Regions from separate parts of the Homo sapiens genome. Here region 2 is linked to region 1. A link is an interaction called in ENCODE POLR2A ChIA-PET data of the cell type or tissue named here. Cell type or tissue: PC-3. All regions are shown on one strand.

Region 1 (2,500 bases):
TGTATCAACAGGGTTACATGAGGTGTTCATGAAAATGGGGCTCCCCTAACCACAGCACTTACCATAACCTGAGTAACAGGCATATTTAGCCAGTGAATGTCCCTGACATCATAAAAGCAATCCCATTTGGCTTGCATATGAAGCATATCAACTGCTTCATCTGGGGTGCTCCACTTGGCATTTATAGGTGGAGTCTGACAGTCCCACTTCAGAACTTTACAGTGGCTTTTATCCACCCCACCAGACTGGCCATTTCTTCAGGAATAAATTCCTATGATATATACACATCTGCAATTACTCAGTAGTGAGCTGTAGGTCCTGCATCAATGCAAACATGTTCTTCTACTCTGCATCATTTAAAACCAAAGACACTGGCTGGGCTTGGTGGCTCACATCTGTAATCCCAGCATTTTGCGGGGGCGAGGTGGGTGGATCGCCTGAGGTCAGGAGTTCAAGACCAGCCCGACCAACATGGTGAAACCCCGTCTCTACTAAAAATACAAAATTTAGCTGGGCATAGTGGCGGGGCTTGTAATCCCAGCTACTCGGGAGACTGAGGCAGAAGAATCACTTGAACCTGGGAGGTGGAGGTTGCAGTGAGCCAAGATCATGCCATTGCACTCCAGTCTGGGTGACAAGAGCAAAACTCTGTCTAAAAAACAGAAAAAAAAAACACACACACACATTAGTCGCAAATTATTTACTTTCACTATCCATTTTAGTAAAGGTACCTCAGAGAGCTGATAATACCAATGTACAAAGTGAACAATTTCTTCGCACTTCGCATTCTGCTAAGTTTTAGTAGTTACTTGTTTTTGCCCTTCTCCCACATTGACCACCTTTTTGGTGACCAAAGGTCTTAGAAGTGCTTTCTGTTTTCCTGACATAATTTTCCCCTTTGCGGGTGGCTTTGAGGCTAGTGGCCTGAGCTCAGACAGACTCACATCTGAGCTTGGTTTCCCCTAAAGGCCTGACTCAGCACTCTATTTAAATTCTATTTTAGCTATTATAGATAAAAATAACCAAGGATTCGAACATGTTGCTTTTCTCTTATTAGTTTCATAAACCAAAAATGAAATTCTAAGCCTCCGGATGGATTGAATGGACTCCCCTCTCAGCCAACGGGATTCCAAAGAAACCTGAAAAACTAGTTCAGGAAGGGGATGACAGACATGCCTCATTACACTCTTTCTTTTGGATTTTAGACACAACTGACTAACATTAACATTAAAACTGAGATCTTAAGACTGACAAAACAGACTCTTTGTAGCAATTAAGAAGCAACATTCCAACCTGACTTTAGTGTAACATCGCATGACAAATAAAGAAGGAAATCAAATTATTTTACCTCAAAATATGTTTTCTTACCATATTTTGAAATGGCTCTTTTTATCTGTAAAGAGTCTTTATTAATGTAACTCAATCTTTCCCCTTCCAAGCCCTCCAATCCTGAAGACATTAACTGCGAGCCTGGCACATTTTAAGGCCTGATAAGAGACGTTTGCCATCTATTCTCTGTAGAGTCAGCTTCTGTGGCGGCTTCATCTATATAATAACAACCTTGGCTTTCACCACCCCCCTTATGTTAACCCCAAGCATTTCTTTCTGCTGGCTTCAACTGTAGGCAAAGCTTAACTGTTTTAATCAATTACCTATGACCTGAAAGCCACATCTTCTCCCACCTTTGAGATATCTTACATTTTCAGACCGAACCAATGTGTACCTCACATGTATTGATACACTGATTAATTCCACATGTCTTCCTAAAATGTATAAAAGCAAGCTGTAACCTAACCACCTTACACACATGTTCTCAGGATCTCCTGAGACTGTGTCAAGAACGATTGTCCTCACAATTGTCTTCAAATAAATCTTTTCAAATATTTTACGAAGTTTGGCTTTTGTCATCAACAGTTTGCATTTCCCTGTGCATCCATATCTAAATTCCACTGATAGCTTTTACCTTGAGTAACCAAATGCAGCATAACTGCAGCTCTATACCATGGGGGACCATGTGGCCACCCAGGAATCAAAGGTTCTTCACCCCCTGCTCTTTTATTATTTCTCTTTCCGAGCTGTGTTTCCCTGAGCCTAAGCAGTGCTAGCAAATCTCATTCCCTTGACACAAATTGTTTTGGGAAAAACTGTCAAACCATGTTTTTCTTCTGCTCCCATACCACAACAATTAACACAGAAGACTTCTGTGACCAAATGTATGGGGATTTGTTCTACTAAGAAGTAGCAGACACCAGCTGAGTCTCCTCCAATTTAATTCTGACACTACTTAGCTGGAGATAGTGTCAGATCCCACAGGTTGAAGGCTCAGTCACTAAGATTGCTTCCCCTGCTCAGACACCAGTCTCAAGTCATGGCCTATAGAACTTCTGACCCACCAGTTTCAAGCTGAGGTTCCCATAACCACCTGCTTTGTTTTGATTAGTTTTCTGGAGTGCCTTACAGAACTCGAGGAAACATCTACATTTACTAGTTTATTATAAAG
Region 2 (2,500 bases), 93 kb after region 1:
CCTTCTAGGGCAGAAAAACACAGAAATAATGCTGTGCTCTTTACTGGAGGCACATTATGTAGATTTTTCTCAACACTCATGGTCTTTACCATTGTTGCCTGTTCATATTGGTATGTGCCTACCTTCTCCATTAAAAACTTACTATTCATCTTTGTAATTGAGAAATACGGGGTGGAGGGGGGAAACAAATATCCCAGTCCACCAACCTTAGCATTCGTTGATGAATATTGTCTGATCCTGCTACCTCCACAATTTTTGCCAAATATTGATTTTCTGTTTTAATCACACTTTGTCTACAGATTAGTTGGCACTATTATAAAATGGGCTTTACCTTCCTCATTTATTTATATGTTACCTAGTGGATTTATATTTAATCAAATATTTTTATTTGTTACTATCACCATTAATTTCAAAACTTACGCTATCTCAGTTATGGTAAGTGGGAACTCATTTAAGCTGGCTTATTTGTTCTTGTTGCTATTGTATTTAGAATACTCCCTTAATTTCTGGTACATAGAATCATTTAAGATCACTTTGACTTTTATCTGACTCAGTCTGAAGTCGGTAATTTTAGTAGGAGAGAGTATCTTGGGTTTCAGAGTGCTCATTGCTACTGGGTGTCATTAGCTCTAGACCTTCTCAGCAAACAGGACTAATATATGATTGATATGATATGATATGATATGATAGATATGTTATTACTGCTACAGTTATATACCATTTATTTATCCATTTATCTATCTATATTAAAACATAACGCTTTCACACTGAAACCTACAGATCTAATCCAACTCCTTAGAGATATTTCTAGTGATTTCACTTTTCACATTTATAGATCCCATCCTTAACAGTAAAAATTTTATCTCCCTTTATCTTCACTACATTTATTTGTTTGCTCAATTTGCTTATGTTTGACCAGTTATCTGTGCAGGATAGCCACCTCATTACCTCTGCTCTTGTCTCATTATCTTCAGCTCCCACCCTTCCACTCCTGCCTTGTTGCCCCTATACATTCTTAGCTGCCAGTTTGCTACTTACCCTTGAGCCCTACTGCCTTTCTTGTCTTTGGCCCTGCTGCCTTCTTAGTCTAGTTATGCTGTTTCTCTTTTGCTTTGCTGCATTTTTGCCCCATCACAGCCTCTGCATCTTTGTCCTCTGCCTTCTTGGTATCAAGCCTTACTGCTCCATCTTTGGCCTATAGCCTACAGTTGCCTGTTAGAGTTTGCCATCATTTTAGCCCTGACAATGGAAAGGGAATGAATGAAAGCGGAAACATTTCAATTCTTTTTATGAGACTAGCATAATTGACCACAAAACTCGACAAGGAGAAATCAGAAAAGTACAATTATAAGAAATAAACACAAAAACCATAATATCATCTCAATAAGTGCAGAAAAAGCATTTAATATAGGAGCATAGGAGCATACCTCAAAAACTAGGCACAGAAAGAGCATACCTCAAAATAATTAAGGCCATATATGACAAACCCACAGCAAAACCCACAACCTAAGTGGGGAAGGTATAAAGCCATCTCTCTACAAACATGAACAAGAAAATGATGCCAATTCTCACCACACTTTTTTTGCTACTCAGCATTTTTTCATTTAAAAATATTATTAAAAATTAGTTTCTGTGACAGGATACTCATTTGATATATCTTTTTTATTATTATACTTTAAGTTCTGGTATATATGTGCAGAACGTACAGCTTTGTTACATAGGTATACACCTACCATGGTGGTTTGCTGCACCCATCAACCTGTCAAATACATTAGGTATTTCTCCTAATGCTATCCCTCCCCTAGCCCTCTACCTATCAACAGGCCCCGGTGTGTGATGTTCCCCTCCCTGTGTCCACGTATCCTCATTGTTCAACTCTCATTTATGAGTGAAAACATGTGGTGTTTGGTTTTCTGTTCTTGTGTTAGTTTGCTGAGAATGATGGTTTCCAGCTTAATCCATGTCCCTGAAAAGGACATGAACTCATTGTTTGTATGGCTGCATAGTATTCCATGGTGTATATGTGCCACATTTTCTTCATAGTCTATCATTCATGGGCATTTGGGTTGGTTCCAAGTCTGCTATTGTGAGCAGTGCTGCAATAAACATACGTGTGCATGTTTCTTTATAGTAGAATGATTTATCATCCTTTGGGTATGTACCTATAATTGGGATTGCTGGGTAAAATGGTATTTCTTGTTCTAGATCCTTGAGGAATCACCATGCTGTCTTCCACAATGTTTGAACTAATTTACACTCCCACCAACAGTATAAAAGCGATCCTATTTCTCCACATCCTCTCCAGCATTTGTTGTTTCCTGACATTTTAATGACTGCCATTTTAACTGGCATGAGATGGTATCTCATTGTGGTTTTCATTTGCATTTCTCTAATGACCAGTGATGCTGAGCTTTTTCTTCATACATTTGTTGGCTGCATAAGTGTCTTCTTTTGAAAAGTGTCTGTTTATATCCTTCACCCAATTTTTGATGGGGTTGTT

What was found. Peaks named below come from ENCODE experiments on the same cell type or tissue, not always from the same donor. Only the 100,000 strongest peaks of a DNase experiment are listed, where the experiment ranks them.
Region 2: POLR2A ChIA-PET joins it to region 1 with 5 read pairs; 2 of 35 experiments call an interaction of 5 or more read pairs at or near these places.

Annotation. Positions count from the first base shown.
Region 1 is chr11:24,754,491-24,756,990 of GRCh38, forward strand. The region is part of intron 4 of LUZP2 (leucine zipper protein 2); the gene reads left to right. Among named protein-coding and RNA genes, the nearest start is that of LUZP2, 260 kb to the left of the region's middle. RefSeq lists an enhancer at 1,007-1,508. In PC-3, no CTCF peak of the experiment used is centred here; a DNase peak (open chromatin) is centred at 1,141.
Region 2 is chr11:24,847,477-24,849,976 of GRCh38, forward strand. All of the region lies in intron 5 of LUZP2 (leucine zipper protein 2), which reads left to right. Among named protein-coding and RNA genes, the nearest start is that of LUZP2, 350 kb to the left of the region's middle. In PC-3, no CTCF peak of the experiment used is centred here; no DNase peak of the experiment used is centred here.